Linked DNA regions of Homo sapiens: all the other regions are linked to region 2. Evidence: chromatin contacts called from ENCODE Hi-C or POLR2A ChIA-PET data. All regions are on one chromosome and are shown on one strand. Each heading gives the region's core, a stretch centred on a gene start or an enhancer-like site at or near the end of the contact. The rest is flanking DNA. Distances are from core to core; before and after follow the strand shown. Region 1 holds the start of LINC01711 (long intergenic non-protein coding RNA 1711). Region 2 holds the start of RAB22A (RAB22A, member RAS oncogene family). Region 3 overlaps APCDD1L-DT (APCDD1L divergent transcript).

Region 1 (3,825 bases), core at 246-2,745, 330 kb after region 2:
AAATGAGCTACGGTAAGACCATTCCTGGCCGAGGCAGCCAGAGAACAGAGTCCTTGAGGTGGGGAAGGGCTTGGCCAGTTCTAGGCATGCGCCCAAGGCCACTTTGGCTGGAAAACGGTAAGGTCTGGAAGGCTCCGGTAAGGAGTAGGAATTTGGCACTGTCTCACCTAGGAGAGGGGAAACTGCTAACGCAATGGCACATCACCACCTCCAGGAAGTCTTTCAGGGTTGCCTTTGTGGAGGTGAGCCGCCATACCACAGAAAGCCTGGGCCTACTGTCATGGTCTCAACTGGCCGTCATCATCTGTGACTTTGCCTCTTAAGATTCTTTGTATTATGAGGGGTGGGTGTCTTCCCAAAGGCCTCTAATTCTCTCACCGCCACTGCTGTAATGACCTCCTAAAGGTCTCTAATACTCAGAATAGCAGAATAGGGTGACATGTGGGTGATTGCTCTGTGATGTCTTTTACACCATTGATCACCAGGATCCCTGTGGCACATCTGGCTAGTCAAGTGGGTGGCCCCTTACCTCCCAGAGCCATATCACAGAAAGCCCTTCCCAAGGAGGAGCAGCCCAGAGCTCTCTGTCAACCAGCATTCTGAAGCGCCACATGTGGTGATGGTTTAGCAGTGTCTGCTAGGAGCATGGGAGGGGAGGGTGGGGTTAGGTGTGCCATGCATTTGCCCTCCTTCCTAAAAGAACCTCCTTCCCCTCCCCAAAGCCCCATATACTTTCTAGGTCTTAACCCAGTGGCATATACATGATAGATGTTCAAAACATGTGCTGTTTGATCGATAGTGTATTCAGCAGTCATTTCGCAGCCTAGTGACTGCGAGCTCGACTCAGAGAGGGAGTGACAGTGACGGGGCAGAAGCACGTGGCTGCCAGATGGGCGATGGGAAATGTTCCGCACACAGAAGTCAACCATCCTGCCAATTTGGGAACACGAAGTCACTCGTTCGATGCCTGTCAAGTCCCTATGCTGTGCCTGCCACGGCCCTTGCTGCTACGGTACCACGAGCGTCCCCAGGAAGACACCTTGCTTGTCTCTAATTCCATGAACTTTTTGCAAGAAAATCTTGCTTGCCTTCCCCAGGGGTCAGGTCTTCAGAGGGGAGACTCCTGCCCTGGTGTGCCCGGCTCCTGCCCATCCAGCAGAGCAGGAAAAGGTGACTCGGGTTCCATTTGACAAACGTCTCTTCTGAAAGCTGCCCTTAGCAGGCAGGAGAAAAGCCCCCATTTACTGGGGCCTTGTCAGAGTTTCTAGAGCTTAAATTCTCTTCTTCAGAAAGGAAAAATATCTGCGGCCCCACATCCGCAGATGCATAAACGTGGGCGTGATTTATGAGTGCACGTGGTATCCAGCGCTTTCCCCCAGCTACTGTGAAATCGTTCCTCTTCTCTGACTGAGACGTCAACAGTATGGTCACTGTATATGTTTTCCCACTTTTTCCAGAGCCAAGAACCAGGAAAAAAAAATGAAAAATGAAAGTGTACAGGAAGTCAAGGTCAGGCCATACCCACCACAGTTCGGGCAGCCATAGAGGAGAGCTTTCTTAACGGTCCGCTGGGACCCAAGTGGGCCTCCCCTGGGACTGCGTGCTCCCCTACAGAACCTGATGGCTGGAAACACTCACACTACTGCCTGTCCCGGCATCTCTCCCTCCGCCGCAGGGGCTGATGCTGCCACAGGACACAGAGCAGCAGGCCCCAGAGGCTTCTCTGCACCTCTGCTGCCTTTCTGAGTAATCAGAGGAGGCCACACCCACTCCAGGACACCCACACGGGCCTTCTGGGCGATGACGCTCCTGGCCCAGGAGTGGGGGGCTGCCTCACACCTGCTGCTGTGGGGCAGAGTCTCTCCTGGGTCGGGGCCTCGCTGGCGGATCTGCTCCATGTCGTGTGATGTGCTGCAGCCCCGCGTCACCGAGAGCCTCTTATGGGCCACCAAGTCCACACAGCCACTGGCCATGGGGCACCCTGCAGGGCCTCTGGACACGGAGACCTGTGGTTCTCAGCCAGTGGTGATTTTGTGTCCAGGGAACACCTGGCCAAGTCTGGGTTCAATTTTGTTTGTCACAGTTTAAGGTTGGGGTGTCACTAGACATCCTACAGTGCACAGGACGGCCCCACAGCAGACCAGCCCGACTGTCAGCAGCACCGAGCCGGGAAAGCCTGGTCTGGAGCCGTTTCTCTCTAGGGTCCCTGCTAGGGAACCCCTCACTGCCATGGAGAACCCCTCTCCTCCTGTCTCTCAGGACTCTCCGAGGGTCAAGGATGGATGCCTCCCCATCGAGGGCCAAACAAACTGACAAATCGAGTGGGCAAACGGCTTACTCAAAGGCCAGGAGCAGCTACCCGATGACTGCTCCCTCGACCTCTCTCTTCTCACTTTCTTCCCTATTCCATCCTTTGATGGGTGGCCTGTTACACGTTTGGAAATAAAAACAAGTGGGAAAGAGTGCCATAAACATTCCTGGGAAAAAAGCAGGGCCGACTGGAGGTCCATTGTTGCTGAGAGACAAAAAAGATCAAAGGGGAAGAAAGAAAGGATGGAGGGAGGGGAAGAAGAGAGGGAGAAAAGGAAGGAAAGAAGGAGGAAAAGGAAGAAGTAAAGGAGGCAGGAAGGGAAAGAAGGAAGGAAGAGAGAGAGAGAGGGAGGGAGGGAGGGGGGAAGGAAGGAAGGGAAGGAAGGAAAGGAGGGAGGGAAGGAAGGGAAGCAGAGAGGGAGGGGAGGGAGGAAGGAAGGAGGGAGGGAGGGAAAAAGAAATGAAGGAAGGAAGGAGGGAGGGAGAGAGGGAGCACAGAGAGAGGGAGGGAAGAAGGAAGGAAGGAAGAAAAAGAGAGAGAGAAAGGGAGGGAGGGGGAAGGGAGGGAGGAGGAGAGGGAGGGAGGGAGGAAGGAAGGGAGGGAGGGAGGGAGCACAGAGAGAGGGAGGGAAGAAGGAAGGAAGGAAGGAAGGGGGGGAGGAAGGAAGGAAGGGAGGGAGGGAAGGAAGCAGGGTTCTCACTGGTAAATCTCCCTGGCTGCCCTCTGTGCGTGTGTTACAGAGAGATGTTCTGTAGAAATTTCAGGAGAAGGGCTTTGGAATCCTTTCATCGCAAGTGGTATCAAGCACAGGTGACCATCAGGATGTACGGATGAGACGGCCCAGTTGGTGGGAGCTCACCAGACTGACATTAAAAGGAAAGGCCACCCCAAACCTCCATAGCAGTAGCTGGGAAGGCCTGAATGGCTGTGTCTGGCCTGGAGGAACTGCTCCCTTCAGGAACCGTAGCCCTTCAGGGGCCTGAAGCATTTCAGAGACGAAGAGGGAGCCCCTGAGACGCCCACATGTAGACACTCCAGGAAACAGCAGTACCTGACTACACTCAACAAACCCGAAGTCCTCACGGCCTGGCAGGCTCTTCACCTCTGGCGCCTGCCACACTCCAGCCTCACGGCTTTCCCTCCCCTCCCTGCTCTTCCCACTCCCTGTGACACTCTTCCCTGCGACAGCTTCATGGCTTACTACTGGTCTCTGCATCAATGTCACCTCCTCCTGAAAGCCTTCCCTGATCACCCTTGGTGTGTGTCTCCTGTCTGTCACAGGGCAGGGAACTTGTGTCTGGCTGCCAGTGGCATCCCCAGCAGCCAGATCCCTGCCTGGCAATAGTAGCTGCTCTGTCAATATCTGTCCATGGTTGAGTCCAGCTCCTATTCCTCGCAGCTCTGTGAGGTCCCCAAGGACTTGGTTACAAGGTGCTCTCAGCTGAGTGGCCTTAACTAAGATTATCATGGGTGATGCTGGTAGGTTTCCCCCAAATCGACATGACTGAGTGGCC
Region 2 (3,713 bases), core at 1,107-3,606:
CCTTTATTCATTTAATCCCTTATAAAAGCCTTTTGAGGTGGGCCACTATAATGCCCATTTTACTGATGAGGTCGCTGAGGCATAGAGTGGTACAGCGACTTGCCTGGGATCACACTGACAGTAAACAGTGATACGGGATTTCACTCTTGGCCATCTGATTCCACAGACACCGGGCTCTTAACTATCAGCTTGCTTTACCCCTTCAAAAGTGTTATGCTACTTTAACAAAACTGCCCCTTGTTGGTTTGTTTTGTTTTGTTTTGTTTTTTTGAGACGGAGTCACTCTGTCGCCCAGGCTGGAGTGCAGTGGCGTTCACTGCAACCTCTGCCTCCCAGGTTCAAGCAATTCTCCTGCCTCAGCCTCCCGGGCAGCTAAGATTAGAGACGCGCGCCACCAAGCCCGGCTAATTTTTGTATTTTTAGTAGAGACAGGGTTTCACCATGTTGGCCAGGCTGGACTCAAGTGATCTGCCCGTCTCTGCCTCCCAAAGTGCGGGGATTACAGGCCTGAGCCACCGCACCCAGCCGAAACTGCGCCTTCTGAGTTAATGTGTGTAAAGAGTTTAAGACTGGGCCGGGCGTGGTGGCTCACGCCAGTAATCCCAACACTTTGGGAGGCCGAGGTGGGCGGATCACGAGGTCAGGAGATCGAGACCATCCTGGCTAACAGAGTGAAACCCCTTCTCTACTAAAAATACAAAAAATTAGCCGGGAGTGGTGGCGGGCGCCTATAGTCCCAGCTACTTGGGAGGCTGAGGCAGGAAAATGGCGTGAACCCAGGAGGTGGAGCTTGCAGTGAGCCGAGATCGTGCCACTGTACTCCAGCCTGGGCTACAGAGCAAGACTACGTCTCAAAAAAAAAAAAAAAAAAAAAAGAGTTTAACGCTGTCTGGTCCATGGTAAGTTTTCAGTAAACACCAACTCTTACTATTAGGAAACCTGAAGATGTGGAATGAAAGATGAGAGGAAGTACTGTATATGACTGGCGTACAGTACGCCCCCAATTAATGTTAGCTATTTGGATGATTTATATAGGGCTTCTTCACCAGCAAGCACTCCGGTGCTCGGTAATTTTCTGTTTACAAGTAGGCTCTCCCCACACCCTGTGAGCTCCCTGCGTGTAGAGCTGTTTTCAACACATCCTTGCAGGTTCGGAGCCCAACACGTGGCCCCCAGAGCAAATAGCTGCTCAGTAAGTTTCTTGACAGGAGAGAAAACGCTTCCTTCCTTCACCAGAAATGCGAACTTGGATTTCTAAGATGACACCTCCCCCAGCTACCAGCCCTTAACATGATTCCAAAAAAGAGGGCAAGAAGGGACAAGGGTCCCACCCAAGAAATGCGGGGGCCAATGGGCTCCATGGGATAAGAGATGGAGCCGGGCTTGTGGCCAGGACACTTGAGAAGTCCGTGCAACTCCGTGACCGGCCACACCGAGAGGGGGACCTCCCAAACCCCCCAGCAGTCCTAAAAAGTCCCTAGGAAAAGGGCAAGGCCCTGAGAGGGAAGTCACCCACCTCCCAGGTGGCGGACCCCCCGCCCGCCCAGGGTCGACTAGGACTTGGGACTACCCCCTCCGCCCATCCCACGGCAGCTGCAGGCGCAGGAAGAAAAGAAGTGACAGGGAGTCCAAAGTTTCCCCAACAACAAAAATCCTTCCCCCGAGGGAAGGGAAGGGCTCCCACCCTCAGCCCGCCCCGCCCAGGGAGGAGGGACCGCCACCAGTGGATCTAGGCAGTTGGGGGTCCCGCTGTTCTGGTCCCGACAAGGAGTGCCTGGCTTGAGGTTCCCCCGCCCCGCGCTTCGTGCACTCTGAATTCTTTGAGAGGGTCCCAGGGAGGGACAGGGGTGCCCCAACTCTTACTTACAGTCGTCTAAGTCATCCTGCAAGTCCACAAAGTACAGGGGGATCTCTGAAAACCAAGAAACACACAAGAAGTTACCAGGGGGCTGCGGCGAGAGGGGACGGGGTCGGGCAGGGGCCCCTCGGCCTCGCGGGGTGGTCACGGGGCGAGAGAGAGAGGGGCACCCCTGGCATCCCCCGAGCCCAGCCCCACTCACCCGCCATCTTGGGATGGGCATGGAGGCGGGACCGGCAGGGGCGGGGCCCTGCAGACAGGGGCGGGGCCCTGCAGACAGGGGCGGGGCCCTGCAGACAGGGGCGGGGCCCTGCAGACAGGGGCGGGGCCCTGCAGACAGGGGCGGGGCCCTGCAGACAGGGGCGGGGCCCTGCAGACAGGGGCGGGGCCCTGCAGACAGGGGCGGGGCCGTCGGCTTCGGGCCCCGCCCCCGATCCGCGCCGGCCGGCCGGCCCCGCCCTCTCAGCGAAGGTGGCTGCCGAGGTGGGCGGGGAGGTCAGGTGACGCGGCCGGCGTCCCAAGATGGCGGCGGCGGCGGCTCCCGGAAGGCCGCGGCGGCGTCCCGGCTGCTAAGGCGGGCCCCACGCGGCTGGCAGCGGACAGGCCGGACCTACGGCCGGAGGACGGGCGGCAGCCGCCTCTGCGCGGACCGGGGCTGGGCCGTGCGGCGGCAGCGGCGCCAGGGGATGCTCTTGCTGGGCCTGGCCTCTCCCTTCTCAACTTAGGGCGGCGGCGGGCCCGCGCCCCTGGCTCCCGGGCCATGGCGCTGAGGGAGCTCAAAGTGTGTCTGCTCGGGGTGAGTGGCGGCGGGTCCGGCCGGGAGGGCCACGGGAGGCTGGGCTGGCGGGGACCCCGGATCCCCCCTGTCCCCTCATCCCTTCCCCCCTCCCACGTCCAAGACGCTGTCTGCCAGCCCCGTGGACCCTCCCTCCAGCTCGGGAGCCGTCCCGCCCACCTCTTGCACTCTCGAAAAGGTCCTGGAGGCCGAAGGGACCCTTCCCCTTCCCCTCCCTGGAGCCCGTGGACTCTTCCCGCCCCACAAAGAGCAAACAGCCCCCCCTTGCCTCTCTATTGCATCTGGGTTAAGAGAGGTTCTTAAATAGTTTTCTCCCAACTTACCAAGGTATTAGTTGGGAGTTGGCCAAGTCTTCCAAAGTAAAACCAATAACAGGTCTTTAGGTTTTACAAGCAGCATTAGCCTACTTTGTCTCTTGGGTGTTTTTGAACTTGTGGGATACCCCTGCCACTTGTCCAAAGAGTTACTTTGCCAAGTAACTCTTCCTGTGGAGAAAAGGGGTGTTCAAATCAGGAAGCCCCAAAGACTAGTTTGAAGCTTCAGCTTCCTGTCTTGTCAGGAAAGACAAGGTGTTGGCCATTTCAAAGCCTTCTTTCTGAAATTGATGCTGTCATTCCAGAGTTTCTGCCTTAAAGATCGGCAGGAACTCCAATAACTAATCTTTATTCCCCCAAATAGGGTGGGGCTAGGATTCATCAGGGATTACTCAGAGGTAACTCAGGAGTTCAAAGTTTACTAACATATGTTAAAAAGCAAGTGGACTTGTTACTTTTTACACGAAGCAGAAACTTTGGGTCTCTCAAAAGGTCCTAATCTGTCTTAACGGCAAAAACCTCTCCCTTTTAGTACAGTTGGAATTTCCTAATTACTCTACTGAATTTTTATGACAACCGCTTTTGTGTTCCTCCGTTTATAAAATTTACACGTCTAGGGTGATTTTTCTAAAATCCTGAACTTATGCCACAAAGTAGTTTTTGGTGTCTGCCAAAAGGTAAACTTTTTCTCAGTCCCTCATCTCGTTCTCTTTCAGGATACAGGTGTAGGTAAATCGAGTATTGT
Region 3 (4,199 bases), core at 1,601-4,100, 260 kb after region 2:
CCTTGAATGCCAGGGCAAGCATTGGGTTTGATCATGTGAGTGGGCACTGGAAGGCACCATGCCCAGGTGCCCTGGCTAGGGAACTCATGCCAGTGATCTTGGGACGCAAGCAGCTCATGCAATGAAGGCTGTGCCGACTAGTGGCCATTCGCCGTGAGGTCTCAGCTACCTTCCTTTGCAGGAGGGGCAGGGTAGGGCTCCAAGCTCAGGCAGTGGACAAAGGATGGACTTTCCAGCTTTCCTGGTGCTGTCCAGGGGTGTTCTGCCTTTCCCAGGCGATAAGGGGTCCTCTGAAGCCCCGTGCTCTTTTCTGCCTCTCTGCTTACCTTTGAGGGGTCTCAGCCTTCCTCACTGGGATTAAGTGGCCACAGTTAGTATTAAGTTTAGACAGGTGACCCAAACTATGGGCAGATGTGCCTCACTGTCTCCCAGGTGCACCCCCTTCGTGGTGAGTTGGCGAGGCAATGTGAAATCACACACACCCAGTGAATCTTCGTCCCATGGCTGCAGCGGGAAGGCATAAAGCAGTGGCAGAACCCACGTATGCCTGAGCACATCATTGTCATCCATCCCTGGAGACGTCCTCCTTGTCCACTGCCTTTCCCTCCCGAGCAGGACCGGCTACAGAACTTGCAGGGCTTAGAGAAAAATAAAAATGCAAGGTTGCTCCCTCAAAAAATATTAAACCAAGTGTGGGCCCCTGCTCAGCATGGGGCCCTGTGTGGCTGCATAGCCACGTGCCCATGAAGCTGCCCCTGTTCCTGTACCTGGCCTCATTCCATCCTGCAGGGGAGGCTGGATGGACCTCAGAGGGTACTGCCTCTAATTGTGGGGCCTCCATCTGCCTGTGGCTATTTGCGTTCTGGCAGCACTGAGCCCCCATGCACCTGGGCATGGGGCCTTTTAGCGCCTGGCTCATTTGGTCAAACCTGGCTGGGTCCTGGCTCGCCTTGCTGTTGACGGGTGAGGATGTGTATTCTCCATTCTCTGCCAATTTCTCTTCCTATTCGTCTATTCCTCACCCCCGAATTTACAGTCTTAACACATTGTCTTTCCTCTAACTATGCCCTCCTCCAAAACAATAGATTTCGTCCAGATCAATACCAGCCCATGCCTCTGTTGAGCCTGTCAGTGGGTTTCAGGGCATCCTTTCATATCCCTAAGAGCTGATCAACATTTCTTCTTCAATGCGGAGCTCAACCTCTGGGCTGGTCGTGGCTGTGCGACTTCTCAGGAGGCCAGGCAATTAGCTAAGACACTGTTTCTTCTACGGCTTTGATGGCATCCACTTCCTTCCTGCCCCTCCAGGAGACTCCGTCTCCACCTCTCAGCCTGGGGACACCACGGGCCCTATGAACAGAGGCCCAGCCATCACCCAGAGAAGTGTGAGCCAACTGTATTTCCTCAGTGGCTCATTCATTCATTTGCTTCCTCTCATTGTCTCCAGTGTTGTGGGCTGGCCAGAGCACAGGTGCTGGGGTGCAGGGATGAAAGGCAGGAGAGGGTGGGGAAAGAAGCCTCAGAAGCCCCACACCCTCCAGTTCAAATCCCAGCTCTGCCATTTACTAGATTTGTAACTTTGGGCACGTTTCTGAGCTTCTCCTGTCCTCGGTTTCCCAGCACCTGCCTCACGGGTTGTGGTGGGAATGAAGGGGACAGGGAAGAGGGGCAGCTGCCCTCGAAGGGCTCGGTGCCTGTGACCTGTCGTGGTCCGTCATGACTCACAGCCCCAGCCTAGACTTGAGCCTTAGGGCCGTCAGGAAGGCGAATGTCGGGTAGGGCAGTGGGTGGCATCCATGGCGGGGAAGGCCGGGAGCCTGGATACTGGGAGACATCGTTCCTTGCTCTGCACTGTTCCCCTTGGACAGGGGCCTCCTTCCTCTCAGCCTCCAGGCTCGGACTCACCTGTGCCTCCTGCCCCCTGTAGCCACCCTGCGGCTCCCAGAGATCTCCCCCACCCCTCTCTAAAGAAGGGCCTCTTCTTACATGCCCTTCAGGTCCCCTGCACCTTTCTGCGCTGGCCCATACATTTACATTGAAAATATCTATGTGATTATTTGGTGAATGTCCTCCCTCACATCACTGGAAGCCCCATGAGGACAGGGACTATGTGTGCACCATCGTATCCTGGGTGTTCAGCATGAGGCCAGGTATCAAGGCCAGGCTTGAGAAATCTTTTTTGCATAAATAAATGAGTTTCTGGCTGAGAGAAACAGGGAGAGAGAGAGAGACAGAGACAGACAAAAACAGAGAACTCCAAGGGGGCCTCATGCCTGGGGTATAGACATAGGGGAGTTGGCAGTGGGTCCAGATGTCTGGGGCCAAGAACCATCTGGCCCTGTGCCCATGGATAAGGATTCGGGTCTTTCTCCCGAGGGTCCTGGGATGCCTCTGAAGGGCATCTCGGGGCCGTGGGCCTGCATCCGATTTGCATTTTAGGAAGATCAACCGGCAGCTGTATGGAGAGTGGATTTATAGCCTGGCTTCTTTGTTCAAATCCCCAGAGTCATTTTCTTCTTTTTTATAGGATTCTGCTTGTTAGGGACAGAGCCAGGAGCTGATTATTTCTTCCTAACTCACTTTGTGACCTTGGGCGAGTCCCACCGCTCAGCAGAAAGCAGGCGCCGGCCCCTGGCTGTTCCTCCCAGCTGCACAGCTGTGGTCTCCCAAGATACCCGTTCCTCCCCCAGAGAGCCCTCACCTGCCACCCTCCTGGCCACCGGCCATGGATGGGGGTCATCTCTGCACCGAGCTTGCCGCACTTGTGGGGTCTCCCTGCTGGTGCTGCTGCAGGAGGGGGTCGAGCTGGGGGTGTGCGGACACCTCCCTTTGCCAATGACTCCCACACAGTTGATGAGAAATCCATTGGGTCCTGCCTCGTTTTGTTCCCCGGGACTGCAGCTGTTGCTCCTTACTTAACTCCAGCATTCCCTCCTCATGCAGTCCCACCCTCTCCCACTCTACCCTCCTTGTGGGGGCTGAGACAGGATGGTGGCTGTCCAGAGCCACAGCCAGCCTGCCTCCTCCACACATGGGCGCCCACCCACCCCTCCGCACACCGGGGCCGTCGGGGGGCCCGCTTGGTGATGTTTTAAGTGAGGCCGACAGAAAAACCCCACTCCACTTTCCAGCACTGCCAAAAACAGCTCTCCCGCTAGATTTATAAAGTTTGCCTAACTTTCCTTCTGCCACCCAGGAGAGGCCTTCCGTGCATTTGAAGAAAACACCTCCCCCAACCTTTTTTTTTTTTCTCTGAAAAACAGATGAAGGTTTTGGCTAGAAATCCAGAGGTCTGGGGGGCAGGCGTGTAAATTCAATGGCGGTTTATTGCCCTAAGGAAAACATACCTGGGTTATGAAGTATTCCCCCTTGAAATCTCACTTGACATTCTGTAAAGAAAGAGGAACGTTTTTAAGAAGTTGTTGGAGCCACCTAATACCTTCCCTACAAAGCAGAGCCTTTTTGAAAGATTAATATCGAGCTGCAGACAGTCAGTCACCATAATTGTACCGATCCCGGCGTGTTCCTCTGCCCATGCCGTCGGGGTGCTGGGAGCCGCAGGAGAGCTCCATCCGGAGTGCCCGGGAGTTGGGGCCTCCAGCTTAGTTCCATGAAAGGCTGCCAGCCCCGGCCCTGGGTACCCAGTCCCAGACCCAGACCCACATAGGCCAGCACATTTCTGCTGATGATCTTTCTTAACTCTTTTTCCTAAGCCAAGGAAGGGGCAACGCTGCGTTTGGGGTTTGTAGGCATTTATTAATGGAATTAAGGACGATTTGCAAGAACCCTCTACTGCTCACACCACTTCCCTCGTGTCATTGCGTAAGAGGCTTTTCCTGGGCAGCTCTACCTACCTGGTTGTGTCCCTTTAACTGGAGAAAAAGGGAAGTTTGGGGGGGTTGGGGGCCCTCTGACTCGGAACAAAGTCTTCCTGCAGATGCTCCCTGTAGTGCCGTGGGCTGGTTAACGTGAAGTGTGTGCACGTGGGTCCTGGCCAGCACAGTGTGGGTGAAACTCCCTCCCTCCTCCAAGGTCATGTAGTCGCCTCGCAGATGTGGCTGGTATGGCAGTGGGTTTCAAGGCTGCCAAAGCTTAGAAGTGTCACCTCGGACAACCCCTGCGGGTGCCTCGTAACCGGAAGAATGGGGCAAGGTCGAGTTGCCATTTGGCTCCCTTTACCTTTTTGTCCGCGTGGTGGT

Evidence for each region. A loop is a pair of places that touch in the nucleus more often than their neighbours do. ChIA-PET counts read pairs that join two places held with the same protein, here RNA polymerase II (POLR2A). Pooled maps may share reads with other maps.
Region 1: a loop to region 2 is called in a pooled map, with 2.4 times the contacts of the local background. The contact joins the promoter of LINC01711 here to the promoter of RAB22A in region 2. A Hi-C loop is called at or near these places in 3 of 168 maps with a recorded cell type or tissue (B cell, dorsolateral prefrontal cortex and heart right ventricle), 1 of 37 single-sample maps with no recorded cell type and 1 of 50 pooled maps. POLR2A ChIA-PET finds 5 or more read pairs at or near these places in 2 of 52 experiments (T-cell and activated B cell).
Region 3: a loop to region 2 is called in a map of kidney, with 7 times the contacts of the local background. The contact joins the enhancer-like site here to the promoter of RAB22A in region 2. A Hi-C loop is called at or near these places in 1 of 168 maps with a recorded cell type or tissue (kidney). POLR2A ChIA-PET finds 5 or more read pairs at or near these places in 1 of 52 experiments (HCT116).

The regions. Positions count from the first base shown.
Region 1 is chr20:58,633,277-58,637,101 of GRCh38, forward strand. It overlaps LINC01711 (long intergenic non-protein coding RNA 1711), which reads left to right and starts at 1,496. Exons shown (of 1, transcript NR_125359.1): 1 at 1,496-2,462. RefSeq lists enhancers at 1,500-1,629, 1,650-1,719.
Region 2 is chr20:58,307,359-58,311,071 of GRCh38, forward strand. It overlaps RAB22A (RAB22A, member RAS oncogene family), which reads left to right and starts at 2,357. Exons shown (of 7, transcript NM_020673.3): 1 at 2,357-2,654; 2 at 3,685-3,713. The coding sequence starts at 2,619. It also overlaps the pseudogene PPP4R1L. RefSeq lists silencers at 1,826-2,385, 2,426-2,755.
Region 3 is chr20:58,565,826-58,570,024 of GRCh38, forward strand. The region is part of intron 6 of APCDD1L-DT (APCDD1L divergent transcript); the gene reads left to right. Among named protein-coding and RNA genes, the nearest start is that of APCDD1L, 53 kb to the left of the region's middle. Within about 2 kb of position 2,851, at least 2 of the 41 ENCODE cell types and tissues checked have a DNase peak (open chromatin) inside an H3K27ac peak, as active enhancers do.